6 separate regions of the Homo sapiens genome follow, and regions 1, 2, 4, 5 and 6 are each linked to region 3. The links are chromatin loops, found by intact Hi-C in ENCODE. Cell type or tissue: endothelial cell of umbilical vein. All regions are shown on one strand. Region 1 has its middle 91 kb from the start of ARSJ. Region 2 overlaps CAMK2D (calcium/calmodulin dependent protein kinase II delta). Region 3 holds the start of ARSJ (arylsulfatase family member J). Region 4 has its middle 24 kb from the start of CAMK2D. Region 5 has its middle 200 kb from the start of ARSJ. Region 6 has its middle 290 kb from the start of ARSJ.

Region 1 (5,000 bases), 91 kb after region 3:
GCTACCTGACTTCAAACTATACTACAAGCCTACAGCAACCAAAACAGCATGGTACTGGTATCAAAACAGAGATATAGACCAATGAAACAGAACAGAGCCCTCAGAAATAATACCACACATCTACAACTATCTGATCTTTGACAAACCAGACAAAAACAAGAAATGGGGAAAGGATTCCCTATTTAACAAATGGTGCTGGGAAAACTGGCTGGCCATATGTAGAAAGCTGAAACTGGATCCCTTCCTTACACCTTATACCAAAATTAATTCAAGATGGATTAAAGACTTAAACGTTAGACCTAAAACCATTAAAAACCCTAGAAGAAAACCTAGGCAATACCATTCAGGACATAGGTATGAGGAAGGACTTCATGTCTAAAACACCAAAAGCAATGGCAACAAAAGCCAAAATTGACAAATGGGATCTAATTAAACTAAAGAGCTTCTGCACAGCAAAAGAAACTACCATCAGAGTGAACAGGCAACCTACAGAATGGGAGAAAATTTTTGCAATCTACTCCTCTGACAAAGGGCTAATATCCAGAATCTACAAAGAACTCAAACAAATTCACAAAAAAAAAAAACAAAAAACCCCATCAAAAAGTGGGAGAAGGATATGAACAGACACTTCTCAAAAGAAGACATTTATGTAGCCAACAGACACATGAAAAAATGCTCATCATCACTGGCCATCAGAGAAATGCAAATCAAAACCACAATGAGATACCATCTCACACCAGTTAGAATGGCAATCCTTAAAAAGTCAGGAAACAACAGGTGCTGGAGAGGATGTGGAGAAATAGGAACACTTTTACACTGTTGGTGGGACTGTAAACTAGTTCAACCATTGTGGAAGTCAGTATGGCGATTCCTCAGGGATCTAGAAATAGAAATACCATTTGACCCAGCCATCCCATTACTGGGTATATACCTAAAGGAATATAAATCATGCTGCTATAAAGATACATGCACACATATGTTTATTGTGGCACTATTCACAATAGGAAAGACTTGGAACCAAGCCAAATGTCCAACAATGATAGACTGGATTAAGAAAATGTGGCACATATACACCATGGAATACTATGCAGCCATAACAAAGGATGTGTTCCTGTCCTTTGTGGGGACATGGATGAAGCTGGAAACCATCATTCTCAGCAAACTGTCGCAAGGACAAAAAACCAACCACCACATGTTCTCACTCATAGGTGGGAATTGAACAATGAGAACACTTGGACACAGGAAGGGGAACATCACCCACCAGGGCCTGTTGTGGGGTGGGGGGTGGTGGGAGGGATAGCGTTAGGAGATATACCTGATGTAAATGACGAATTAATTGGTGCAGCACACCAACATGGCACATGTATACATATGCAACAAGCCTGCACGTTGTGAATACGTACCCTAGAACTTAAAGTATAATAAAAATATATATATAAAAGAAAACACAGGGAGATTTGGACATAGAGAGACACACAGAAGCCCATGTGAAGATGAAGGCAGAAATTGGAGTTATGTTGCCATAAGTCAGGGAATTCCAGGAGCCACCAGAAACTGGAAGAGTCAAGGAAAGATTCTTCCTTAACACTTCAGAGAGAGCATGTCCCTGTCTATTTTGTACTTCTGGCCATCAGATCAAGGAAAGAATAAATTTCTGCTGATTTAAGCCACCAAGTGTATGACCATTTGTTATAGCAGTCTTAGGAAACAAACATACTGGGTAATAATAAAGAAGAAGGAAAGGAGGGTGCTATAAATGAATTTTGAAAATTTGGAATTTCAACCTGTCCTTTCCAGGGTATGATGCATCTTTCTTTCCCCTAACTGCAACCCCAGATTGGCCTGGTCATGTACCTTTCAGGTACAACTTGGCCAAAAGTGGGGGCATAGTGTATTCAAATTCAGTTCTGGCTCAGCCATCTGGAGTTTGCTCTTGGATTGACGTGGTCCTAGATCATACAAATAATGACCACTTGGTTGAATATACCTGCTGGTAGAGTTCTTCTATATAGAGACCCATGAGGGCCAAAGCAGGAAGCCTGATGTCTCTCTGTGAATTTTATAAAAATATTATCTGTGGCACCAGCTGCTGAAGGTGGTATAATCAAAGCTTAGGAATGGATGCGGAGAGGTGGTCGTCTCTACTCAGTGCACCACTGTGGACTTGGCAGCAGATCTTCCCATCAGGACTGAGAAGCATGAGCTGAAAGTGACCTCTTCTCAGGCTTCTGCAGCAGCTCCACCCCACTGAAGGTGAATGTGTACTGGGGGAGGGTTGTTGTTGTTTTTTTTTGTTGAGACAGAATCTTGCTGTGTTGCCCAGGCTGGAGTGTAGTGGGGCAATCTCGGCTCACTCCAAGCTCCGCCTCCCAGGTTCACGCCATTCTCCTGCCTCAGCCTCCCCAAGTAGCTGGGACTACAGGCGCCCACCATCACGTCCGGTTAAATTTTTGTATTTTTAGTAGAGACGGGGTTTCACCGTGTTAGCCAAAATGGTCTCGATCTCCTGACCTCATGATTGAGGGAGGGTTTTTTTTTTTTAATGCATCTCTATTGCCTCTTTTCCTGCCCCTACATGCTATTTCTTACTCCTAAATGCCATCTACTGGAAGAACCCTGAATTACATCACCATACAAAGTTACGCTGCTACCACAGGCAATGTCTGAGAAAACCATAGCACAAACCTATCTGCAACCAAGGAACATGTACAGAGCCTTGACACCATGAAAGCACCCAGAAATGAAGCCAATAAATTATACACAGCACACACCACAGTAATACCCTCAAGGGAAAAAAGAATTAAAAATCAAGAAGCTCCTTACAAGCGATAGCAAATCAAAAAAAAAAAAATCAGTTATCTCAGATGAGAAGAAACCAGTGCAAGAATTCCAGCAACACAAAAAGCCAGATTGTTTCATCATCTCCAAAGGATAGTTCTCAAGTAATTCATCCTATCTGGAATGAAATGTCTGAAATGACTGGTATAGAATTCAGGATGTGGATGGCAAAGAAACTCAATGAGATCTAAGAGAAAATTGAAATCCAACACAAAGAAGGCAGAAAAATGATCAAAAAATTGAAAGACAACATAGCTATATTAAGAAAGAACCAAACAGAACTTAGAGAATTGAAAATTTCACTACAGAAATTTCAAAATACAATTGGAAGCTTTAATAACATACTAAACCAAACAGAAGAAAGAATTTCAGACTTTGAAGACAGATCCTTCAAATCAACCCAATCAGGCAAAACCAAAGAATGAAGAATTTAAAATTATGAACAAAGCTTTAAAGGAATATGGGATTATGTAAAGTGACCAAATCTATAACTTATTGGAATTCCTGAGAGCGAAGAGGAAAGTAAGCAAATTGAAAACATGTTTGAGGATATAATTCATGAAACTTTCCCCAATCTTGCTAGAGGTTGACACGTAGATACAAGAAATCCAGAAAACTCCTGTGAGATACTGTACAAAATTACTATCCCCAAGGCACAGTCATCAGACTATCAAAGGTCAATGAGAAAGAAAAAATCTTAAAGGCAGCTAGAGAAAAAGGTAATATTACCTATAAAAAGAAACCCATCAGATTAACAGCAGATTTCTCAGTAGAACTTTATTAGTGTACCATTTTTAGCAATCTTAAAAAAGGAAATTCCAACCAGGAATTTTCTATTCCTCCAAACTAAGCTTCATAAATGAAGGAAAAATAAAATCTTTCTTAGCCAAGCAATCACTGAGGGAATTCATTACCATGAGGCCCTGTAAGAGGTTTTTAAGGGAGTTCTAAACATGGAAATGAAAGAACAATATATGTTACCACAAAAGTACACATAAGAACATAGCCTACAGACTCTATAAAACAACTACACAATAAAAACTACAAAGCAACTGGTAAAAAATACCACAAGAAAAAAAGCTCACATATCACTATTAACCTTGAACATGAATTACCTAAATGCTCCACTTAAATGACATAGATTGGCAAATTGGATAAAAAAAAACAAGATCCATCCTTCTCTTGTGTTCAAGAGACCCATTTTACATGTAATGACACCCCCAGGCTCAAAGCAAAGGGATAGAGACAGATCTATCACACAAATGGAAAACAGAAAGGAGGAGTGGCCACTTTTCTTATATTAGATAAAGTAGACTTTAAACCAACAACAGGAGAAAAGAAAACAAGAAGGCATTACATAATGATAAAATGTTCAACTCAACAAGAAGACTTAATTATCCTAAATATATATAGACTCAAATTTGGAGGGCCTAGACTTCTAAAACAATGACTTCCAGACGTAAGAAAAGATTTAGACAGTTACACAATAATAGTGGGGAACTTCAAAACCTCACTGACAGCATTAGACAGATCACTGAGGCAGAAAACTAACAAAAAATTCTGGGCTTAAATTCAAGACTTGACCAATTGGATCTAATAGAAATCTACAGACTATCCCACCCAACAACCACAGAATACATATTATTCTTATCTGCACATGGAACATACTTTAAGATTACCACCTGCTCAGTCATAAAGCAAGTCTTAATAAATTTTAAAATATTGAAATCATAACAACCATCTTGTAAGACCACAGGGAATAAAAATAGAAATCAATACCAAGAGTAGCTCTTGCAGCCACACAAATACATGGAAACTAAACAAGTTGTTTCTGAGTGACTTTTTGGTAAACAACAAAATTAAGGCAGAAATGTAAAAATTCTTTGAATCAAATGAAAATAGAGGCACAACATACCAAAACCCCTGGAATGCAGCAAAAGCAGTGTTAAGAGGAAAGCTTATAGTGCTAAAAATGCCTACATCAAAAGATAGAAAGATCTCAAATTAACAACCTAACCTCATATCTGAAGAAAGTAGGAAAACAAGAGCAAACTAACCCCAAACCTAGCAGAAGAAAAGAAATAACTAAAGTCTGAGCAGAACTAAATGAAATTCAGACCAATAGAATCATACAAAGTTTCAATAAAATAAAAAGTTGGTTG
Region 2 (5,000 bases), 510 kb before region 3:
TCTGAAATTTTTCTCTCCTAGGGGCACTTAGTCATTTATGAAATAAAACTATTGTTAACATATCAAACCTTGAATTAAATATATGTGAATTCAGACATGTTGAATAATGCATTCATATAAAAAATATATTTACCATATGCATGAAAGCAAAGTAAACGTCCGCTACTCACGTGTAGGCTTCAAAGTCCCCATTGTTGATAGCTTCGATCAGTTGTTCAGTGACTTTGATAATCTCTTGCTTTCGTGCTAAAGGCAAAAATATGGAGTTGGGTAAGAATAAAAGACAAAAGTCATATTAAATATTCTTTTTCATTTTTAATTTTTGAGATAGGGTCTCACTCTGTCACCCATGCTGGAGTACAGTAGCGCAATCACAGCTCCCTACAGCCTTGACCTCCTGGGCTCAAGTGATCCTCCCACCTCTGCCTCCCAAAGTGCTGGGATTACAGGTGTGATCTGTGCCCTGCCAGAATCTGCATTTTAACATGACTCTCAGGTGACCTCTGAGTACATTCATGTTTGGAAAGCACTGCTATTTTCCATTTGTTTGAAAACAACAGTCACCTGAAAGGTCGGTCAAGGCTATGTTTTTTAAAATTAGTTTTTACTAAGGCTGGGCAAAGTGGCTCATGCCTGTAATCCCAGCACTTTGGGAGGCCGAGGTGGGCGGATCACCTGAGGTCAGGAGTTCAAGACCAGCCTGACCCACACGGAGAAACTTCATCTCTACTGAAAAAAAAATACAAAATTAGCCGGGCTTGGTGGCGCATGCCTATAATCCCAGCTACTTGGGAAGGCTGTGGCAAGAGAATTGCTTGAACCTGGGAGGTGGAGGTTGCAGTGAGCCGAGATCACGCCACTGCACTCCAGCCTGGGCAACAAGAGCAAAACTCCGTCTCAAAAATAAATAAATAAATAAATAAATAAATATAAAATAAAATAAAATAAAATTAGTTTTTACTACCTTAACTTGATTGGATTAGTAAACATATTTCTCTTCATAGTTAACAAGTGTTATTAAAAACAATCTTAAAAAGTATCATTCTAATAATATGTCTATCTTCAGAGTAAAGATGATATCTTGCATTGAGATATTGAACTTTATATAATTATTTGCATTTTCTCACTTTTCTGCTTGACAAACTCTACAAAAGGATGCCGACACTGTGACTGGCCTTTGTTTTTAGACAAATGGCCTTTAGTAAACTCTACAAATTGAAGAAGTGACATATGAATCAATACTGTAGATGTAGGCAGATAATAAGATGAAAGCCTCCAGGTATAGCTGTCAAACCCAACACCAATCATGATTTGTTTCTATTCCTAGCCCATAATTGGTGAAATTATTAATAGTGGTTTGGCTCAAATCCTATCTATTCAGTGAATTTGTTTCTACTGACATCTGCCTCAAGTGTTCTTTCTCTTTTTTGAAAGCCTGCAGCATCTGTATCACTCGGCAATTATGCATATGCTATCTCTTGATACCTTCTTTAGTTTAAAACACATTATTACTTGTTTTAAATTGTTATTAAACTTTCTGTACTGTGTAATGTGTCTTCCTTGTTAACTTAAAAGCTTCCCGAGGGCAAAGAACATTTTATTTTCTTGTATAGCCTAAAAAGCTTTGTTCAGTGTCTTTTATGGAATAGATGCTCAATGTTTGTGAATTTAATCAATTGAGACTAATAAACTTTTCTTGATTTCAGAACACTGTTCTCTTATTTATAAAATTACTGCATGAAATATTTTAGAAATCAAATTTTACTGGATTTTAAGAATATTGCGATATTCCCTTAAAATCACTGAACATAGACTGGGAATCACAAAATGTTACTTCCCATCTTATCTTACTGAGGTAGTGAGGCTATTGATCACGAAGAAAGCTGACCTCAGGTTTTATTCTTTATTGACTAAAGAAACCAGTTTGCATTTTTTATGAATCTGATCTTCATCAAGCAGATTTTAACCACAAGCTTAAATGCTTACTTTCACTCTGAAACTTCAGGTTACCTAGGTGATGACATTATTTAAAAATAAATTTTCTATAAACCACATTTTACTTCATCGAGACTATATGAGACTATATCATAACAAATACAAGTAATAAACTATCCTATAAAATGTGATTAAGTTAGTCCATAATATGGTTGCTAACAATGTCAAGGTCTATAATATTAAAAAATCACTATATGGGTTAGAATTCATATTTAGTTACATAATTACTTTTCATTTATATAAAGTAATATAACACAGCTCCTACAGAAGTCCAAAACATTTCTTGCCCTTGCTCATTTGATTGATGAATATCAATAATACATTCAACAGCAAAACATAGTGACAGAAGTGGTATCAGGGCATGATTTTGTAATAAGGATCCTGCCAGTGACACATTTTAGCTTAATTCAGTTAGGCAATAGGTGATTCATCTGTCTGTGCCCTCAACAGTATGAACATTTGGCAAAAGCTAATGACAGCTGACCCGATTCTGGAATATAAGGGATACGGGTGAGGAGGATCTCAGAAAATGAGATTATAAAAATGTGGCCACCAAAACTTCTCTCTCACATGAAATCCTCATTTCAAACTAACAGATTTTTTTTTTTGGTCTGATATACAGCTGATAGGAAAAACTACAGTTTAGAAAACATGGCCAATTTGAAATGAGCATAAGATCAACGTCCTTCGTGGAGCTTCATTAGGGTAGGCTTCAGTTTATAGAGTGTGAAGAGTTTAGGATCACTTCCTAAAGTTTCTGAAAGTCTCTGCACTGCCTCACAAGCATAATATGGAATTAGAATCATCGGGTGTATATGGCCATCTTTTACTTTCTGAACCACTGTGGAAATACGCATTCACTCTTAAGTATTTTGCATGCCACAACTGGCTTAAGGGTTGTCCTGCATAAACAAAGCAACACAAATTGCCTTCTCTCACTTCTTATGCTTAGAAACGATGGTGCTTTTGCTGGCAGGACAACAAATGGGAATTAGCCAGGATGCTTCTGTGCTGTATCACCATAAAAACAATGTGACTCGTTTGGCTTAGGAGGGGCCTGGAACTCAGGAATCTTTAGAGTGCTTATTTCACTGGGGCAAAGGAGCTTGAGTGAGTCACAGGCGGCACATGACAGCTGACTCTTTAAAGGAAAGCAGAAGGCTGGAAATGAATCATTTGTATATAGTAGTCAGCTTGTTGTTGGAACTGTTGCCACAAGCCCAGCATCTGACCTAGAGGAAGAGCGAGGGTTTGGTGTTAGCTAGCTCTACTCTCAATCAGCAGTGAGGTTGAGGAACAGTTACTGTGTCAGTGGCTTGGACAGACAAGTTGTGTGGGGAGGGGGTCCATTCTCATCTGGCCTTCCCTCTTCCTGAACACCAAGTAATAAATAACCACTCCAAAAGTCAAAGTGGAGAGCTTGTGATGTGTCCCTAATTATACCACGATGAATGCAGAATGTACCAGTAAGGTGTTCCCTGAATACCAGAAGCTTCTTCCACTCCAGAGCTAGCCATTTAATCGCAGGAAGCTGTTTACCTACTAGGTTTATTTCTAGAACTGAAGTGCTCAAGCCTATACTCATAGGACACAAAGTACTTTCTGGCGATTTCTAGATTCTTAGGAAAAGGAAAAAGAGAAAACCAAGTGGGAGAGATGTTCCAGGTTCTGAGTGGAATTACTTTCCATGCAATTATGCACAAAGAATTGGGAACATTTTCCCTTTCAAATTCATATATTTTTGGCTCTTGTTCTAAGAGGCCTGGAAGAGTAAGATAAGGGTGTGAATGATCCCAGTGTTTGAAAACAAAATAAAACCCAAGAACTGAGAGTAACTACATAATAAAACAACTTACAGATTTCAACATTTCCTCAAACATTAGATTTGGTTACTATAACAATACTCAGGAATGCAGTGATTATTTCTTGGTTTAACAGATAAATAAAGGGATTATGCGCATTGCCCAAAGGTATGGAGTTTGCTGATCACTCCTTCCCACCTTCTTGTCTTGGAACACTCTCCTTTTACTTAACTCTCTTGCTTTTCTACATGTTCTCATTCTCATTTGCCATGTTATCCTTCTCTACCTGGATATTAAATGCTTCAATTCCTTCTAAAGACTCAATTTGAGTCCCTCTCCTTATCTCATGCTGCATCCCTAAAGTCCTGTGTACACCAGTGTTTTAAATAGTCATCTATATTCCAATGACTCCCAAATTGTTAACCTCCTTTCTAGACTCTTCCTTCAGATCTATGTGTCAAGGCTATTTTTGAGCCTCCATTTGGGTATCTCAAATGGACCTCAAACCCAACATATACTGAACTGAGCTTAAGAACTTCCACCACTACAAGCCTGCTTGCTCTTCCATGGATCCCCATTTTGGTGAATGGCAAGATCATCTCTCAGTTGCATAAGCCAGAAAGAAACCTGAGGATCATATTTGACTCCCTAAATCCAGCACCTCAAGCCAATCCATTAAGTTCTGTTGAATTTGCCTTCCTCTTCTTTTTGACTTTTTTTCCTCTTCACCCCCACTCTCTCTGGGTATAAGCACCCATCATTTCTTGTCCAGGCTCTGTAACAGCCCTCTGATTTAGTGTTTCTGCAACCAATTTTGCTCTTCACTATTCTGTTCTCTACAATGCAACCACCTCTCTCTCTCTCTTTCTTTTTTTTAAATGCCTATCTCTTCAGATAACCTTCTATTTGAACTCTTCTAAAACCTTCTCACTGCTCTCAGGATAGGTACCTGAAGAGAGACTACAAAACCTTGCGTAATCTGGACTCTGCCCATCTCATTAGACTCATTCAGACTCTTTGACTTTATCTTCTCCAATCCACTCTTGCTCCTTTGTTTTACCAATTCAAAATGGACATTCTGCCTCCTATTACCAGCCCTTTATATGTACTGTCTTCTCTTCTTGGAAAACTGCACCCCCCCCATTTTGCTCCTACTTCTTTTATCAGATCTCAATTCAACTATTATTTCTTCAAAAATGCCTT
Region 3 (5,000 bases):
TTCACAGAAGCAAGGGTTCCCTGTCCTGCAACTGAAATCACAAGACATAGATTGAAATGGCTAAGGATTTTCTTCTACCTCTGTCCAGCTTAACCCCTGCCCTTCCTAGTTTATCTTCGTTCCACAGGCTGAATTTGTACATCCAAATCAATTACAGTAGCCTGTGTTCTGATAGGATAGAGTAAAAATATGAAAATGTTTGAACAATTTAAGTAGAAGATTTAGCTACTTAGCAAAGCAGCAACAATATGAAAAGCACTTTACTTAAGCATCCAAATAGTCTGATTTCTGTTGGTTAGTCAGAAAATTCCAGACCTGTGAAGAGCAACAGAAAACTGCAGATGAAGTTTGACTCCTCTTGAGCACTTACCATTGTATTTCCTTGCATTTTGAGAACTGCTTTGCTAATTAAATATGGCCTTCATTAGGGGGTCTCATAAGAGAAAATGACCCATCAAAGACCGAAGCAGAGTCATACATAAACTGGTCATATTTTACATTACTCTATATCTGTTTCGTTGGTTCATTTTCTCTGATAATTCTAGATTTAAGAATGCACCAAGAGTAAAAAAAATTTTTGATCTTTCTTATCAGTGATGGTGAGTGTGAATTCTAGTATGACATCTGAAACAAAATCTGAGCATGCTCAAAAGTAGAATAGATTTGAAACAGGAGACCATTTCTGGAAATCTCTGGTTTGTGGGTATTTATACGTTCTCATCTCATTTAGAAACTTATAATTGGCTCTGTAAAAAGGAAAACTAGACTACACTAGTGACTAGAAAATTAAGATCATTAACATTGTATCCATTTTAACACGGTACCCCAATACCATACATCATTCATTCATTCTTCATTCATTCAGTTGTTCCCCATACTTTCTGTTACTCCCTTAAATTTGGAGCTGGATCTTCATTAAATGCTTAAGATTTCTCCAAGGAATAAATATAAGAAGTAGGAACACTTACTTTCCAGTAATAAACTGACTCCTGGATGGTGTGCAAATAGGCTGGACATAGTAGTTCTCCAGTTTAACTCCTTCGGCAGCGAGCTTGTCAAGAGTAGGTGTTTTAATCTCAGATCCGTGGTAACCCACATCTCTAAATCCCTGATCATCCGCTAGGATGAAAATGAGATGGGGCTGGGAGGTGGAAGTTGTGCTGGGCTCTAGTTTCTCTCCAGCTTGAGCTAGTAAGGCCCCTTCTTCCTCCTCTTCTAAGGCCTGGCCCCAGGACAGGTAACCATAAGTGAGGAGGCAGAGGATCCAGAATCCTGCCAGCGCCCCCATTGCTAGCATCTTTCCAGGACAGACACAGGCCTGTGGAGAAGGCGGAGGCGGATGCCCCGCACAGCCCCTGGGAGCCATTCACTCAGGTCCCAGGTGAGACTCCACGCGGAGAACCACGCGCCCCGCGCCGCTGCGGGCGCACACATGCACCCAACAGACGGTGAAGACTCTCCACCTGGCAAGAAATCCTCCTCTCCTCTCAGCTGTCACCATGTCCGACAACTTTAATCTTCCAGAAGTGATGGCTTAATGGATGGGACTCCGGAAGAACAAGGAGGGCTCGCTCTTCTCCAGCACATTTCACTTTCTCCTCCTCCTCCCCCCTCCCTAGAGCAGCTTCCACCAAGGAAAAAAAAAAGAAAAAAGTTAATATCTCCACCCAAAAGTTCTCTGGAGAAAAAAACCAAGCAAGGAATTGAGAATCACAGTGGACAGGAACTTTTCGTGGCCAGAGCGCCCTCGACGTTGGGGAGCGAGGCTGACTCTCCTGGGAGTGCTGGTACGGAGGGCGGCGGGATCGGCCGTCTGTCCTGCGGTCCCCACACCTGGAAAGAACTGCGAAGTGGACGCGTCGCGTCTGGCTCTGATCAGACAGATAAACTGCCGTAGTGGACCGGCCTCCTGATCACCTTCTCCACTTTCCCAGGGCTATTTTCCCCAGTCCTTTCCTAGGCGTTTGCCAATCTCCCCGACACTCACCAGGCGGCGAAGTGAGGAAGAAGCCGTTTCCTGATCTCCCTCCACCTCCGCAGAAACTCCGGGCAGCAATTCCTTTTCCCCGCTGCTAGGGAGCCTGAAGGCCAAAGCCGGGTCCCTAGCCCCGCGGCCGGTCCGCGCGGAGCCCGCTTGGTCTTTGCGTAGTTGGCGCACCCGGCGCAGGCGCTGCAAACTGCGTGCGTTTTCTCAGCTAACTTATTTAGCTTTGGCACTCCGAGTTCTTTTGCCTCCTCCCTCTTTTCTCTCCAGTGAATCACAGAACGGTACTTTCTTCCTGAGCTCCCCCGGGAAGAGGGGGTGGGGGAAAAGGACTGTTTAGAGGCTCGATCTTTCCTTTTTCTTTTCCGGGAGGTGGATGGCCAAGGCAGAGGAGGCTTTGCCAGAGAGAGAGCTGCGTGCTGCTCCAGCCCAGCGGGATTCCGGGGGATCCGCCTGGGCTACCGCGTCCCAAGAGTGTCGCCTCCTGCCCATCACCCCGCTAGAGGGAAAGGACGGCGGCGCGAATGGGGAAGGGTAAAGCGGGCACTTCTTTTCGTGGGGCTGTTGGTGAAGAGCCCCGTCTCCCATCCCTAAAGTTGCGCTTGCAAACTTTTTCTAGCTTCTGGAGGGAGTGAGAGAGAAGGAGCAGGAATAAAAACAAAATGCGTATGACACTCTTTCCTCTTTCCAACTTCCTTTGCAGGTTTTCCTTTACTAGTCCCCCCACCCCCATCATTTTCCTATTCCTTTTGTCCCTACCTTTTTTTTTTTTTTTTTCAGTAACGATGACAAATTTTTAAGTTTTATTTCCTCTCCCAATAGCTGGCTTTTACAGCCTGATTCTTCGTTACCCTTTCCCTATGTGAAAATACTGGAATTGCCCGCTCCCTCTTACCTCTCCCCTAACTTACCCACAGGGTGTCTCCAGCCAAAAGCCTGGAGAGGAAGAGTTATGCATTTCTCCTTCAAGAACCCCGAAGCCAGTCTGCATTCCTGCATTAAAGAAGCCAGTGTTTCCCATCCAGTAATTCAGGGAGCTTCATCATTTTTTTTCCTTCTTTCTTTTTTACCATGTGGAGGAAAACCATTGTAAAAACTTATCTTGGTTGTGAAAATACTCTTGATTTTACTAGAGTCATAGAGTTTTAAAGTCCTGCTCAAAGGCAGCAGAGGGATGTATAGTATAGTCTCTATAGAAGAGGCAATGAATGCCAAGAGCCACTGAGATATTTTTTTCTACCACCAAATTTATTCAACAGTTACTTACTGAATACCTACTGTGGGCTGGCACATAACATGTCAGATTCTCTCAATTGACTGAAACATAAATCTAGGTTTCATTTAGCCATTTATTTCTAATTCTCTCCTGTTGCTAAAGTTCCTGCTGAGTTCCCAGGCAAAACTTTGTGAAATGGGAACTTTGAAAGGCACGATGGTGCTCCATGAAGTTAACCTTGCTAGCTGCTGTAGGCCTTCTGGTCTCTGTTCTTCCTTGCAGCCCTTCTGGCTAAGCTGGGGAGAGATAGTCAGTTTTAGAAGCCATGTTCAGAAATGTGAGTTTAGCAATTCTGTAAATTAAGTCACCAAATATGTAATGAGAGTACTGAGTGTCAGGGGATTGAAAAGCATTGAGAGGTAGGGCCCTAGGCTTAATGGGCCTAGCCAGGTGCTTGAATGGGAAAGATGCAAACATTCTGGTCAATCTAGCCTTTTATTTGGGGAGATAGTGACTTCTTGTGACATAGCACAAGAAGTATCCATGTTCTGTGCAAGAAGGAGACACATTTTCAGTTGAGGTTCCAAGCAATAATAATAAAAAACAATCAAAATGTATGGAATACTTACCATGTGCTAACCATAGTATTCTATATACTGATACATACACACATATACAGTCGCATCTATCAGGGATTAGTTTCAGAACCCTGAGGGATACCAAAATTCATGGATGTTCAAGTCCCTTATGTAAAATGGTGCACTATGTGTATAAAACCTACATATTAATGTATCTTCTATGCTTTAAAACATCTCTATATTACTTATGATACCTAATACAATGTAAATGCTATGAAAATAGTTGTTGGACTGTATTATTTTTATTGTTGTATTGTTATTTTTTTTTCTTCTTTCCTTGAATGTTTCCAGTGTATAGTTGGTTGAGTCCCATAATGTAGACCCTGCGAATACAGAGGACTGACTGGGTATGTTTGTTTATATAGTGCTATATACAGTTTATTTCTTTTCCATCTATATCAACCTTATGAGGTATTCTTCCACTCAACAAGTATTTGGGGAGCTGGGCCAATGCTAGAGGACAGGAAGGTAATGATGCAATAAATCAGTCTCTGCTCTGTTGGAATATACACCAGAGTGAAGAAGAAATACATTCATCAATGAATCACCCTACAACTCCAATAGTTACTTACTGTATTACTTACTATACAAATGTTCTGAAAAAAGGAACATTTTCAAAGAAATTTTAAAACAAAAAACGATTTAGACTGGGTACAATTACTGGGTGAGGTGGTTCAGGGGAGTGATATTTAAACTGAGGGCATGTTATTTTGTTTGCCGTTGGCTTTCTATAGAAAATTTAGACTTAGAAATCTGACTTCAAAGCTGATGGTTTACAAAAGATATTCTTCCTACAAATGGGCTTTAAAGTCTTTGCCAGCCACATAGCACAGAGACAACACAGCTGCCAGAGTTAGAATTCTAATCCCCACATGAGGCATGCAGACACTCTACGCTCAGGATAGAAGGACTGAATTCAGGCCCTAAAAGGTCATTTCTGGATTAAACAGCACTAACCCTAAGAAAGACTAAGAACTACTAACAATTAGTAATAAGAGCCGAGAAACAAGAATGGCCATGCCACAGTAGACCAAATGAGATGTGACTCAAAGAGGAAAATCAAAGTCAGCTGAGTGCCCTACCCACAGTAGGTAGGACTTATTTCACATCCCTGAGGAAGACACGGGGAATGACATCAGAGTCTATTGAACACCCTAAGCTT
Region 4 (5,000 bases), 190 kb before region 3:
GTATATAAAAATGCACTTATGGTGGTTTTAAATGCAAGCACACTCAAGCTGAAACACACAATAATAGGTAACATACCTAGAGAAAAAAAATCTTTTAACGAGCAGGAAGTGACAGATGAAAGCATAGAATTAGCCATTGTCTTCAGCAAGATGTTGTTCACGCTGATTCCAATAAGCGTAATTATGTAACATTCTCCAGTAGTGTTCAACCACTTGAATGTAGGAACATATTAACAGTTAGTTGGATTTGACCAGTGTTTAGGTTTTGCCAGGGAAGAATAATTGAGGGAGAAAGAAAAAGGGGCATTAAGGACATTTGTTAGAAAGTAAAGCTGGGCACAATGGCTCATAATTGTAATCCCAACACTTTGGGAGGCCTAGGCAGGAGTATTGCTTCAGCCCAGGAGTTGAAGACCTGCCTAGGCAACACAGTGAGACCCCCATCTCCAGAAAAATAAGAAAATTAGCTGGGTGTGGTGGTGAGCACCTGTAGTCTAAAATATTCAGGAGGCTGAGGGGGGAGGAATGCTTGAGTCCAGAAAGGTGAGGTTACAGTGAGCTATGCTTATGCCTCTGCATTCCAGCCTGGGTGATAGAATGTGACTCAGTCTCTCTCTCTCTCTCTCAAAAAAAAAGTAGTTATATGATGGAAACATGAAAAACAAGCTGTACAAGTGACGTGAGGACACGAGGTAAGATGAATAAAGGAAAGTTATGGGGTTAATGAATTAGTGCTAGTAATGAACTGGTGAATTGCATGAGTAGAGTACTAGAGTAAGTAGGCTAGAAGAATAGGAAATGACAGAATGAGATGTTTAAAAGAGAAATTCAAAGATGGTACAGGGTGATGACAATGTCTAGATATGACACATGAGTGGGTCACGGAAGAGTGATAGAGGACAAGATTATTAGAGGTAAGGAAACAAAGGGATTGAGGTCAAGGTGTTGGGTCATCTAATTGGATTTTGAAGTAGATAGCCATGATGACAGAAAATATATAAATGAGTGAAGAGCAGTGACTCAGAGGTCCCTACGTTGCTTAACAAGAAGGGAATCCATAGTGGCAAAGAATGATAACGTGTGTTTCAAAAGACAGAGTTTTGAAGTGTGAAATAGGAGTGACAGTTTGGAAGTAGCAACAGGGAGCAGAGAGGACGCTACCTCAAGCTCTAAGCGTATGTAGTATGTAGCATATAAGAGGAAAATAATAGGCTGGGTGTGGTGGCTCACGCCTGTAATCCCAGCACTTTGGGAGGCCGAGGTGGGTGGATCACGAGGTCAGGAGTTCGAGACCAGCCTGGCCAACATGGTGAAACCCCGTCTCTACTAAAAATACAAAAAATTAGCCAGGCATGGTGACATGCACCTGTAATTCCCAGCTACTCGGGAGGCTGAGGCAGGAGAATCGCTTTAACCCAGGAGGCGGAGGTTGCAGTGAGCTGAGATGGCTCCACTGCATTCCAGCCTGGGCAACAGAGTGAAACTCCATCTCAGGGGGGAAAAAGAAGAAAAAATAAAGACATTTTCCACTTGAAGGGCTCTAGGGAAAGCAGGGTTTGCTGGAGTCAGGTTAATTTCAACAAGAATCTGAAGGAAATGTTCAATAAAAAGATTAAGGAAGTAGAGGAATTTTCTGATAACTGGAAACAAGCTTTGGTGGAAGGACTTGGATGACCAAGAATGTGGGAGATGTGATCAGATTGGTGACGCTGAAAGCAGGGTGGTGATAAATACCTGTGAAATTAGGTGAACTGGGAAGCTTGGATTTCTGAGGGTGATACAAGGGAGCTGGTATTGGACTGGTATTGGAAGCATGATGAAATTCATTTCAGAAGCCACAGAGCACTGAGTTTGGAGGTCATGGGGTGGCTGTTATTGCCTTCAGCTGAAGATGGGGTGATAGGGAGGAGGTGGGTCTCATTCCTGGGATATCAGAAAATCTTGTGCCCAATGTTGCTGGCAAAAGAGCAATAATTCAGTTATCTTTAATTCCCCCAAAAGCCCTCTCTACTAAGTAATTATATTTATTGGAAAAACTCCCACAGAATCTCTAAAGCTCAAAAGTCCCTTGCTTTGTGAACTATTTTCTGGCTTCAACATCCCATAGTTAGTCATTTCCTCTATTACCCAACACACAAAGTGCACAAATAGCACTTTGCACAAACCTTCTGTCTCTCTCACTATACACTAAGCTTCTTGACCCAAGAACTGTGGTTTACTTTGTATCTGTGCCAGAAAGTGGATCATATCCACAAACTGGATGACAAACTCAGGACCTACTCTTCAATAGTCTTTGAGGAGTAAACGAATTAGAAGTCTGCTTAAGTTGTGTTACTATTATTACTAGCTGTTGAACATTTACTTAAGGGTAAGCATTGTGCCAGGAGCTGCACATACATAATCCTGATTTTGTAGGTTTTCTCTTGATTATGCTTATGTTCTTCTAAGAGATAGAATTTTAATTAATCAAACTAAAGGTTAAATACTGCAATGACAAAAATAGAAAAAATGAAGGTGTTAATTTTACTGTGATGTTTATTATTTATTACTGTAACTGTTTTAAGACAAGAAACTTTCTGTAAAGTAAAATGATTCAAAGGGGGAAAATGGCTTACATGATTCAAATATGATCAAAACTTATTTTGAGTTTGTAAGAGAAATATGCAAATTAGACTCTGGTTGACAGTAAACTCAGCTAGGAATATGCAAAGAATCCTCAAACACCAATTTCACTGAGACAGAAAGAATGCTAGAGTGACAGTGTCATGAAATGTCACAGAAATTTTGGCATAGGTAATGAAATTAGAAATTCTATTTTGCATTTAAATTATTTAAAATTATACTAAATTTTTTAAAAATAGGAGATGCCAAATAGCTTCATGTGCTTTCAATTTCATAACACTCTCCTTCCCTAAGGAAAATACTATTGAATATCCAGGGCTTATGTGGAGCTTGCACAAGCCAGGGTCCCAGAGGGTCTGTGATATGAATCCTATATTCTGAGTTGCACAGGAGAATCATACCAACTTCCACCATTGGTAAAAATTTAGGCGTGCAAGTCTGGAATAAGGACTCTCTGACATTTTGAAAGAGGAAGATTTGAGCACTTCCTCATATCTCAGAAGCAACAAAGAATCCTTTTTTCAAAAAATTTTTATCCTCTGGGACATTTACAGAAGCATCACATTAAACCTGGATAAATGAATGTATCCCAGTTACTTAGTAGTTGCTGGCATTGCATTGAATGTATTCTACTACTTAGTCAGTTGCTGACATTGCCCACGTGATGGATGCCATGACTATACCTAGGATACAAGTAGAAGTAACGTAAGCAGCAGCAAGTATTTTTTGAAACAGGGAATGGTTTTAAGTTTTGATGTCCACAAGTAGGTTCTTAATAGTTTAAGCATTTATTTAATTACTTGATCTAAGTGGCCAGCTAAATCAAATGATTCAGTAAAATGACTAAAACTAGGAAAATAGAGGGTTTGAATTATATAGTTGATATTCCTATTCAAATAGGTAGATAATTTGCCAATCTTCACTTCATTTGATGCTTCATAGCCATATCTTCAAGTTCATGGGCAAATAGAGCAGTAGTAGTTTCACTATATAATCAGCAGGATATGGAAGAGGCCAGACTGGTAAAATTAGAATTTTTTAATTGTGTGGGTCACAGTCTCTGAAAGAATAGTACTTATGTTTTATTCTCTAATCTGCCAAAATTGCTGGACTGTGAACAAACCTTCAGATGCTTACTCAGATTGAACTATTTTAATACCCAATGATTACTATTTAGACTAAGTCAAATGAGGCAGATTTGCTAAAATAACTGCTGGACACATCTCAATAAAATTTATCTGTTGAGTATTTAAAAATTTGGACAGAAAACAGGAACAAGTGTTACTAACTATTCTCAGGTGTTACTAAACTTATCAACTATAATCTCAGAAGTTCTGTGTTTACCTTTGAATTTTATTTGCTGACTTTATTCACTAGAGCTGTTATGACTTTTCCTAAAGTTAACTGTCCTGCTGAGTCTTGGATGCTAAGTGTGCAGGATAAGTTAGAAGCAGTCAGGATCTGGGGTTGGCCATGTAGAAGTAATATTAGCTAAATGGTAAATAGGAAGGTAAGAGATTGTGTTCAGAGATGTCAGCTAGGAAACAGAGTGATAACACAAAATATTCAGTTTAAAACTGTCAGGTTGTAAGGATCAGGATACCAGGCTGAGAGATTAAGGGAAAATGGTCAGAGACCTATGAGAGATGGAAAATTAAGATGGTTCAAGTACTTAAACTTTTCAGTATGTGTAGCAGGAGGCTATAATCTGAAGCATAGAGTCTAAATAGTTATAGATAATTATTACTGGTAGCTATTCTTAACTATTTTTATGAGCTTTATACTAAAACTACTAAGACAGAGGTTCTTACAGAGCTCTTAAGGCTAGAAATGTTATTAAAATATTAGACTTGAATGAATGGGTACTTAGCGGCAGGTGAGACCTGAATGGAATAGGGGACTGATGAGTAGAGAGCTAGACAATTTTCCTACCTACATGTTTCTGAAAAGGAAGTGCTTAGATTTGCATCCCAGCTCCATCACATACTACCTGTATGGATTAAATTCATGTCATTTAACCTCTCTCATAATATTTAATATAGAAGATTGCTATGATAATAAATGAAATAAGTGCCTGACATCATGTCAGATTCAGAGTAACCACTCAATAAATGTTAATTTCTGTCCTTCTTCATCTACCACCTAAGCACACTTTGTTTTACAGTATTATGTTTATTCTTGTATATCTCAATAAACTCTCTTTTTGATAATAGGAAAAGTGTGTTGGCATTTTATCACTAGTATCTACCTGATACATGGTAGGTGATCAAAAATGTATTCTATAGATATAGCATGTTTGGAAAGTATTCCCCTTCTAAAGGAAATATTCCCTTCCTAATAGGAAGATAATATGGAAAACTTTAAGACATTCTAAATTT
Region 5 (5,000 bases), 200 kb after region 3:
TTCATTGTGTAATGCTGCTGGTCCCTTGGTAGTGCTCACTAAGTCATTTTCTCTTCTATTTTCTAACCTTTCCCCATTCCATTATCATGGACCTCCAGCTGACTGTGTGTGAGGCCTAGGTCAGTGACACACCCATGGCCATGTGGCAGTTTGATATGGTAGGGGATGCACCTACACCTCTTCTTCTCAGGCATTGTCTAGGAGTTCAGCTTCTGGAGTCCATACAGTTTTGGCAGCTACATTAGCTTTACTGGCTATTTTTAAAATGACATGAAATGAATGTTGTTATGTGAGGAAAAGATTGTTGAAAGGAAAAGTGATTAGAATGAATTATAACACAAAGAAACAAACTCCAAGACATGTGAATTCAACCTCAAATGCTATAATGGGAAGGATAGTGGATTGGCATTCATGCTAACAAGTTTTGCTTTGGAAACGTTTGGTGGAGTACATGAAAAGAGAAAATTATTTCCTGGTGGGCATGCTGTATTGTTAGGTCACCAGCCAAGCCTTCAGCTGTGTGTATTTATAATGTGGGTGTTCAGCAATTAGCTCAGGAATGTTGGGCAGTAATTGTTGAGACAAACTTGGCCAAAAGGAAAGGTATTAATCATTTACAGAAAAAAGTTTTATTTTTCCATCTGGGTCAGTGGGGTTAAAATTTTTAAGGGAAGAAAGATACCAGCTACCAGAATATGAAAAAGAAGGTGGAATAACAAATGTGATATGTGGAAGAATGGAAGAGACCAAAAAGGTTTCCTTACTAAGGGGAAACAAAGTTGCATATTGGTAAAATGTTGGTCAGCTAGGGGAAGAGAAGAATTAGCAATGAATGACAAATTATGCAAAATGAATCTAAAAAAAGAATTATAATTCACCAATAGAATACGAAAAGCTTCTCAGTTACACATATGATTAGGAAGATGCAAATAAAGCCACAATAAAATGTTAGTTTGAAACTACCAGGTTAGCAGCAATTATTTTTACATTTTATTATATTTAGTGTTAATAAAGGTGTGGAGAAACAAATATAGCTATACACAATTGGTGGAACATTAAGTTAATCCAATTTTTGGAGAGAAATCTGGCAATATCTATTAAAATTAAATTTTATATCCTTTGATAAACAATTTCACCTTCAGAAATGTAACCTTAATACAAAATGAATTTGTATGAATTTAAATTTGCGTTGTCTGTAAGTACAAAAAAATTGGAACAATTTAAATGTCTGTTAGAAAAGTTGATATTCTAATGATGTCAATTCTAACCAAAGTAAAAGATGGGAATTGAGATAGGATGTTATTCATGTAATAATTGATGGAAAGACTAATAGAACTAAATAGAGAGTCCAGAAAACCTATGTTTACGTGAAAATATAATTTATTTAGAAAAATTTCATGTAGGTGAGAAAAGTGTGAGGTATTCAATTAGTGGTAGAAAGACCATTGATTGTCAACTTGAAATAAAATAGATAAAGTTACTACATTTCATTGATTCTAACACTACTTCTTTTCATATTTAACATTTCTGAAATTTCTTACAGTTGGTGGAGAGTCATAGTTTAATTGGAAGCATTTTCTTTTCTTTCTTAGAAGTATATAAATTAAAATAATACTCTTAGAGTCCTATATTTAATAACATATGGTAGATCCCTACTTAACACAATAGAGGAAAATTAATTACACACACACACACACTCGTACATGCATAACAGATGTAAGCAAAGGTGAAAACACAGTAATTTTTATTTATAACTGAGAAGTTTGGATCTAGGCCGCAATTCTAATAGAAATTACAAAGGCTTTACCTGGCCATGGTAATGGGTAGAAAGCTGCCCTGCACAGTTCAAGCTTGGTGTATAATTAGTGCATTGCTGTCTCTGGAGGGAGTTGCATTGGAGGACTCAGCCTCCCAGCACCTCCCCTACCCCAGTGATCATGCTCATAGGTATTCCTGCATTCCAAGCTTAAGTGCCTCCATTCAGAGGCCTTCTTATTGGAAGATGAGGGAGGATGTCTGTTCAGACCCTTTTCAGGTGCCTCCACTGCCTATTTTTTGGAAGGGGGATGAGTGTCCTTGAATGAGTGTCCTCCTAAACTAAAAACCTGTACTGCACATTATTGTACTGAATACTGCAGGCAGTTGTAACACAACGCTAAGTATGTGTGTATCTAAACATAGAAAAGGGGTAGTAAAAATACAATATTATAGTCTTATGAGACCACTGTAGTGTACACGGGCTATCATTGATAGAACTGTCATTCTGTAGCACACAACTGGATATCTCAAATACAGTCAATAATTTAATTTTCTCATTTTTCTCAGAATTCCTGCTTTAATACTGCCATAAGCACTTGCTTTGTCTGATCAAGAATTAGTTTAGCAGGGTATACCTTGTGAGCAGGTTGGGGTGGTTCATCTGAGTGTGCTAAGAGAGTCCGTCCAGCATTCTGTTCAGGGATACTCTAGTAGCTGTGAAATTAAAAATGTTTGCTCAGTTGCTGCTAGGAAGGTCGACCTCCTCCCAGACTTCTGAGTCATGAGCCCTCTTGTGGGACGCAGCAAGTAGGGGCTGCGTCCAATGATGCTGCCATCTGCTGGCGTTGACTGCCCCATTTTCTCTGGCATGGAAGCTTCAGACATGTTTCGGAGCCCTGTGATCTTCAAGGACTAAATAGGGTTCACTCAAAATGCAAGTTGGGCTGACTCTGAGCAGAATAGGGAGAGAAAGGAACTGTCAGATTGTGCTTGGCCAGCTATTTCTCAAGGATGTTAGAAAAAATACTTTCAATATAATTTTTGGAAGATAACATCATTCATTTGCATAAAACAAGATGAACAAGACTAATTTCTAATTTGACAATTTGCTGTCCACAGAATTTTTCATTACTTGAATTATTTTATTTATTAAAAAAAAATCTCATCTCAAGAACTAGAGCTAGAATGGCACATAAAGAGGTAGCCTGGAGTGACTTTTACAAGAGTAAATGTTTTTCCAGTACTATGTTTGATTAATTACATTAGTCTAATAAGTTCAATTTCCTATCTACTGACTTTGATGTTCAGAATTATACTGAAGTTATCTGTTCAAAGACTGGTGATTAGCACAAGAAATTGACTTTATAATGGTTCAAATCTTTTGAAGGGCTAAATTGTGAGTTTCCCTAGAGGTATAGATTAACTACAGAATTGTTATTCTGAAATGCCAATTACTTTTCCACAAAAAATTATCAAAATGAACACATACATGATCTCTGTCTATCCCATCTATGCCTGCTTTCTCTTTGACTTACTCAGGTTCCTAATGGAGAAGAAAATGCAGCCATCAACATTGGCTTCTTTCTGGCTTGGTCCAAGCACATAATTTGTCCACATTGGACTCTCCACAGTTTATGAGTTCCAAGTCAGTGCTCAACACCCCTTGCCTCTCAATTTTCAGTTGAACTGAATGAAATGAAAAATAACTTCTCATAAAAAGGATGGGGATTGACTGAGGACTCTCTCAGATATTTTGACAAAAATTCATTCCTCAAATAGAGAACTACAGTATTCAAATTTTTTATTCAGTATAATTGAGTAACCCAAATGGTGGAAAAATAGTCACAGAGAAGATAATAAGGGTAATTATCTTATTACAGAGAAAACATATACTATGTAAAATTAAATTATCTTTAAAATATCTGGAGAATATATATAATACAAACTTTGTTAAAAAGAAGGAAACACTTATTATTCATCCCCCACACTCAGAGAGACGTACAGAAAATCATACTCAATTCTTTCCTTGGGAGGATCACTTCTGGTTCCTATGTCTTCTCTTATTATTGCCTTATTCTCATAAAAACACAGATATTCTTTTTTATTTGGTGATTTTGGAGAAAATCACATTCTTCTAGCATAGCCCCAAATCATGGCTCTGCTTTTTCTCTGATGTTCAGATTACTGATCAATATGGTTTTACTGTACCCCACCCAAATCTCATCATGAATTGTGACTCCCACAATTCCTATGTGTCATGGGAGGAATCCCATGGGAGACAATTGAACTATGGGAGCAGGTCTTTCCTGTGCTGTTCTCATGATAGTGTATGAGTCTCAGAAGATCTGAGGGTTTTAAAAATGGGGGTTTCCTTTCACAAGCTCTTTTTTTTTGCCTGCCACCATCCATGTAAGATGTGACTTGCTTCTCCTTGCTTTCCACGATGACTGTGAGGCCTCCCCAACTGTGTGGAACTGTAAATCCATTAAACCTTTTTCTTTTGTAAATTTTCCAGTCTCAGGTGTACCTTTATCAGCAACATGAAAACACACTACTACAGAAAATTGATACAAGGAGTGGGGTGCTGCTGAAAAGATATCTGAAAATGTGGAAGCGACTTTGGAACTGGGTAACAGGCAGAGGCTGGAACAGTTTGGAGGGCTCAGAAGAAGACAGAAAAATGTGGGAAAGCTTAGAACTTCTTAAAGACTTGTTGAATGGCTTTGACCAAAATGCTGATAATAAAGTGGACAATAAAATCTAGGCTGAGGTGGTGTCAGATGGAGATGAGAAACTTGTTGGGAACTGGAGTAAAGGTGACTCTTTCTATGTTTTAGCAAAGAAACGTGTCATTTTGCCCCGGCCATAGAGATTTGTGGAACTTTGAACTTGAGAGAGATGATTTAGGGTATCTGGTGGAAGAAATTTCTAACCAGAAAAGCATTGAAGAAGTGACTTGGATGCTGTTAAAGGCACTCGGTTTTAAAAGGGAAACAGAGCATAAAGTTCAGATAATTTGCAGCCTGACAAAGTGATAGAAAAGAAAATCCCATTTTCTGAGGAGAAATTCAAGCCTGCTGCAGAAATTTGCATAAGTAAGAGGAGCCAAATGTAATTTGCCAAGACAATGGGGAAAATGTTTCCAGGGCATGTCAGAGGTCTTTAAGGCAGCTCCTCCCTTCATAGCCCCAGAGGTCTAGGAAGAAAAGATGGTTTTGTGGCCAAGGCCCAGGGCCCTCCTG
Region 6 (5,000 bases), 290 kb after region 3:
ACTCTGTTGTCCAAACTACCATAAATCTTTCCTTATTCCCTTAAGCACTTATAATTTATCTTATGTTGTAGTAATTTAAGCTGAAGTGGGTAGTCCCACTAGATTAAGTTTTCATTTTCTTAAGTTCAAACAAGTTTCTCACTGATTATGTATCCCCAGAAAAAAATATATAATGATGTATAAAGTATAAGATAGGCAACACATTTGTGATCAAAATGATTAATTTTAGATTTGAATTCTTACCTAAATAGATTTTTTTTATTGAACCACAAGGAGAAAAATTTGATTTTGAAGAGGCTTTATTTTACTTCAGCCAGCTGTATCATTATGTATGTGCACACGCAAAGGGACACACACACCATTGCAGAGCATGTGGATGATGGATTTTGCTTTAAATAATATCAAGCTAGGCAACTATGTTCTAGTTTTTGGAAATTTTAGGCAATAATAGGAAGAAATAAAAGACTATTTTGTATTTTCAGTTGTTAATTTGCTTTGGCTTTTAGGAGAAAGGAGACAATTTCAATTTAATGTCTTCATTAATCAACTTTCAGTTCAGCCTCATCATGTGCTGCATTTGTTTAAATTTATTGCCCAGCAAGCTAGCAATTTCAAGAGTGTTTAGCATTGTCAGTCAGTCCACTAGTGTGATATGAAAGAAGCAATGAATGTCACTTTTAGGGCATCTCCTTTCCTGTACAGTTTCAGTTTATTAATCCCATTTGCTTCACTCATGAAATTGTAATGAACCATATTTTCACACTCTTTATCAACTAAAAATGGCCCATAGAGCTTTTTTAAGAACCTTCATTTAGAAAGGTGAAAATGAAAGTTAACATTATGTATTTTAAGCCTTTAAATCTGTAATATGAACTTTATGAAGTTAAAGGATGATTTTCAGTTAAAAGAAAGAAGGTCCTGGAATAAAAAAGGAATAATGTCAACAAAAGAGGGAGTGATCAGATTGAGTCATGAGGGAAATAAGGAAAGGGGAAAACAATAGAATTGGTTTGGGGTTAGTCAATAAAATAACTGAACAGATGATACAATCAAGACTTCTAGATAGTGAAAGAAAGAAAGAAGATCAGTGAATAAAGTCAACAGAAAGACAACCAGTGGAGAAAAAAAGAAAAACACAATATTTCATGGGCTTTATAAAGACCCAGAAAAAAATATCAGAGGTTTAGAACTGAGAATTTAGTTTTTTACTTTTGTTTTTTAAAAGAAGCATTGAAGTTATCGTTCACCTCAGTCACCTCAAAATTTAATTATATCACCAAGGAAGTGAGTACTATAACACATGCAGTAATGGACCTAAGATTCTTTAAAAGATCTTTTCACCAGACATAAGCCCTAAAAAATTTCTGTCATACAAGAGTAAGAAAAACAGAAGCCAAAGTAACCCTAAAAACTAAGCATCTGTTTAAAGAGTTTTAAAAAACATTTTGTTGTTGTTTTGTAAATTGTTTACTCCACAGTAGTCTATCATATTTAAATTCAAAATAGAGAAATAATGTATTAAGGACTATTCATGATGCCTAATAATAATTAGTTTCCTTTACTATTTACTTTGAAAGACCTACTGAATTTTTCTCTCTATTGTTTCTTTTCATGGAAAGATGACTAGGAAGGTCATTTTACCATATTGAACAGATGGATGAAATAATTGAGTAATATTGAATGCTGTACTTACTGGCTAATCTAGCAAAATGGATTTAATATTTCTATAGGGCTAAGGGGCATCATATTATTTCATTACTTTTGTTTCTGGAAACTAGAGTTTAAGTATTTAAAACAAGTCAAAGTAGGCATTGAAAAAAGTATTGAAAAGCTGTGAGGCATGTTCCCTGTTCTGCAAGGCTTTCAATTAAGAGCTCTTTTATTTCTTGGGATCTAATATACCCAATTTCATTTTGTGTCATCAAATCACGTTCCAATGATTTTAGTATGATTATGGCGTATTGGATTTAGAAATGTAAACTAGATGAACTGAGAAGAAAGTATGCTACTGAAAATAAATTATTACAAAGAATCCATGTAACTGCTCTGGGTTGCAATTTCCCAGGACAATTATTTCTTTTTGGCCAAAAATTTTTAAAAAAATAAACAGGAAATTTTTTGACCACTCATGTCTTTTCTTTAGTCAAAAGTCTCCTGTGAAAGTAAGGCTTGTCTTGCAAAGTTATTCCTGAAGCAAATTGACTCAGAGGGCAGCATGACTTATGGTACTGTTACTTTGTATAAACAGTTCTGTCTTATGAGTAATGCTGGGTGAGGTCATGATTTTTAAGCACTTATGGTTTTTGTTGAATCCAATGAGTTTGACAAAAAATACTTCAGGAAGAAGTCAAATTAACATGCTACATTCAAAGGGCTTTACACTTCTTACATATTTACTAATATTGATGATTTTCACACTATGAATTTTCAAGAAACTTAGGAAATCTCTCAGGTAACAGGCATGGTGGCAGCATTCAGTAATATAGATGAGGGTTCAAGAATTGTGTGATTTTGGTTTAGTCATTTCCTCCAGAAGTCAGTTTCTTGTATTATAAAATGAGGAAATTCAGGCCTATACATCTAAAATTCAAGTTGTTTTATCTATGCATACAAGTTTTAAGGCAATTTTAATAAACTTTTAATTTTAGAATAAATGTAGATTTACAGAAAAATTGTGAAGATAGTATATCTTGTTACTCCTGCTGTTCATATCTTACATTTGGTATATTTGTCATAACTAATGAAATAATTGATACATTGTTATTAACTGAAATCCATACTTTAATTAGATTTCCTTTATTTTTACCTAATGGTCTTTTTATATTCCAGAATTCCATCCAGGATATCATATTACATTTAGTTGTCATATCTCCTTGGGCTCTCTTGGCTGTTACAATTTCTCAGACTTCTTTGTTTATTATTTTTTTTAAATTTTTAAACTTTTAATTTTTTAAAAAAAATTATGGATACATAGTAGGTGTGTACATTTTGCAGAACTGTTTACAATAGCTAAGATTTGGAAACAACCTAAGTGTCCATCAATAGATGAGTGAATAAATAAAACGTGGTACATTTACACAATGGAATATTCAGTCATTAAAAAAAAATAAGATCCAGTCATTTGCAGCAATATGGATGGAACTAGAGATCATTATGTTAAGTGAAATAACCCAAGCACAGAAAGACTTCCTTATTTTTGATGACTGGCAGTTTTGAGAAGTGTGGGCTAGGTATTTTGTTGAATTTTTCTCTATTGGAATTTGTCTGAGATAGTTCTTATGCCTGGTTTCAGATTATAGGTTTTTGGGAAAAGAATTTACAGAGGTCAGGTGTTATTCTTATCACATCACATCAAAGGTACATACTGTCAACATGATTTATCACTGATGATGTTGGCTTTGATGACCTGGCTGAGATAGTGCTTTTCAGATTTCTCCACTGTAAAGTTACTCTTTTTTTCTTCCCCTTTCCTATGTTCTGCTCTTTGGAGGAAATTTTTATGTGTAGCCCATACTTTAGAAGTAGAGAGTTCTGCTCTATCTTCTTGAGGGTTCAGTATCTACAGAAATTCTTTGCAATTCTAGTGATTATGATTAGGTCTCGGTTTTAGCTTGTGCCTCTGAAATGTGAACTTTATAAGTGCATTTAGTCCTCTATCCCCATGATGGAAGCATGAAGGGATTTTGCACTGTGCACTGGGAGAACCACATTGAACTCCTGGAGGTAAAACTCATAAAAGTGTGGGGACTCCCTATCACTGCTCCCCATCCTGGAGTTTTGAACTCTCAGACTTGCCTACAATGAGCCTCTAGCAATCAATTACTGTTTAGGTTTTTCTGCTCTGGTTCTAGTTCCCATGGCCGTTTCTGCTTCAATAAGCCATGACTCCTTGTATGCACCTGTCTGTCAATCCAATTTTGGGGTCAGTGATTTGCCCTGACACCTGAATTCTCTGACAGCTCTAGGACAAGTTGTTGATTTTTGAGCTTCTTCAGCTTTTTCCTTGTTAGGATAAAGTAACAACATTCAAGTTCCTTACATGATGGGCCCAAATTGAAAGTCTGAAAAACGTTGAACATTTCTTTTGGGCAAAAATCCCCTCAGTTTCATTCATCTGACAAGATTTGTATTTCTCCTTAACTTTTGAGAGATAATTTCACCGGGTGTAGACTTATAAGTTGGTGGTTCTTATCTTTCTATACTAAAGATTTTGTCATACTCTCTTTTTCCTTGCATGTTTTTTTTCTGAGAAGTGTACTGTCTTTCTTATCCCTGTTCCTCCAGAAATCAAGTACTTTATTTTCTCTTAGGCTTCTCTAAAGATGTTTTTTTGGTCTTTGGTTTTCTACAGCTTGAATATGACACGTCTAAGTATATGTGTCTATGTTTTTGTGTTTTTTTTTTAATATTTATGCTTCTCTGAGCATCCAAAATCTGTAATTTTTTGTTTGGTGTTAATTTTGGAAGGTTCTCAACTATTATTTCTTCCAATGTTTCTTCTGCTCCATTTTTTGTTTTTCTCCTTCTGATATTCCAATTATACATATATTTTAACTTTTGATATTATCTTACAGTTGTTGGATAGTCTGTTCTTTTAAGATTCTTTTTCAGTTTATTTTAGTTTGGAAAGTTTCAACTGATTTATCTTCAAGCTCACTCTTTATTTCCCTGGCTGTTTTGAGTACACTGAAGAGCCCGTCAAAGGCAGTATTCATTTATTTTACTATGTTTTTTACTTCTAGCATTTCCTTTTGATTCTTTCTTAGGATTTCCATATGTCAACTTATTTTACCTATCTGCTCTTGAATATTATCTACTGTTTCATTAGAGCCCTTACCATAATAATTCCTATTAATTGAAACGCCCAGTCTGATAATTTCAATACCTATCTCAGCCATGAGTCTAATTATGGTGATTCTCTGTTTCATCAGATGGCATTTTTTATTGCATTTTGACATTCTTTATATTTTTTTGTGAAAGCCAGGCATGTATCAGGTAAA

Evidence for each region. Peaks named below come from ENCODE experiments on the same cell type or tissue, not always from the same donor. Only the 100,000 strongest peaks of a DNase experiment are listed, where the experiment ranks them.
Region 1: it touches region 3 in a loop (6-fold over the local background); 4 of 110 quality-filtered maps call a loop at or near these places.
Region 2: it touches region 3 in a loop (2.2-fold over the local background); 2 of 110 quality-filtered maps call a loop at or near these places.
Region 4: it touches region 3 in a loop (6-fold over the local background); 5 of 110 quality-filtered maps call a loop at or near these places.
Region 5: it touches region 3 in a loop (7-fold over the local background); 3 of 110 quality-filtered maps call a loop at or near these places.
Region 6: it touches region 3 in a loop (2.1-fold over the local background); 6 of 110 quality-filtered maps call a loop at or near these places.

Annotation. Positions count from the first base shown.
Region 1 is chr4:114,068,599-114,073,598 of GRCh38, forward strand. No RefSeq gene overlaps it. Among named protein-coding and RNA genes, the nearest start is that of ARSJ, 91 kb to the left of the region's middle. In endothelial cell of umbilical vein, a CTCF peak has its summit at 2,622 (motif pointing left); a DNase peak (open chromatin) is centred at 2,603.
Region 2 is chr4:113,465,359-113,470,358 of GRCh38, forward strand. It overlaps CAMK2D (calcium/calmodulin dependent protein kinase II delta), which reads right to left. Exons shown (of 21, transcript NM_001321571.2): 17 at 171-246. Among named protein-coding and RNA genes, the nearest start is that of CAMK2D, 290 kb to the right of the region's middle. In endothelial cell of umbilical vein, no CTCF peak of the experiment used is centred here; DNase peaks (open chromatin) are centred at 2,433, 3,063 and 3,783; H3K27ac peaks cover 2,913 bases.
Region 3 is chr4:113,977,469-113,982,468 of GRCh38, forward strand. ARSJ (arylsulfatase family member J) reads right to left here and starts at 2,179. Exons shown (of 2, transcript NM_024590.4): 1 at 969-2,179. The coding sequence starts at 1,366. It overlaps LOC107986305 (a long non-coding RNA gene), which reads left to right and starts at 2,345. Exons shown (of 2, transcript XR_001741794.2): 1 at 2,345-2,518; 2 at 2,902-4,060. It overlaps LOC124900762 (a long non-coding RNA gene), which reads right to left. Exons shown (of 3, transcript XR_007058237.1): 3 at 3,427-3,496. In endothelial cell of umbilical vein, no CTCF peak of the experiment used is centred here; DNase peaks (open chromatin) are centred at 283, 1,173, 2,193 and 3,013; H3K4me3 peaks cover 3,118 bases; H3K27ac peaks cover 3,170 bases.
Region 4 is chr4:113,782,869-113,787,868 of GRCh38, forward strand. No RefSeq gene overlaps it. Among named protein-coding and RNA genes, the nearest start is that of CAMK2D, 24 kb to the left of the region's middle. In endothelial cell of umbilical vein, no CTCF peak of the experiment used is centred here; a DNase peak (open chromatin) is centred at 2,233; H3K27ac peaks cover 362 bases.
Region 5 is chr4:114,178,107-114,183,106 of GRCh38, forward strand. No RefSeq gene overlaps it. Among named protein-coding and RNA genes, the nearest start is that of ARSJ, 200 kb to the left of the region's middle. In endothelial cell of umbilical vein, a CTCF peak has its summit at 2,591 (motif pointing left); DNase peaks (open chromatin) are centred at 435 and 2,595.
Region 6 is chr4:114,270,244-114,275,243 of GRCh38, forward strand. No RefSeq gene overlaps it. Among named protein-coding and RNA genes, the nearest start is that of ARSJ, 290 kb to the left of the region's middle. In endothelial cell of umbilical vein, no CTCF peak of the experiment used is centred here; a DNase peak (open chromatin) is centred at 2,248; H3K27ac peaks cover 1,848 bases.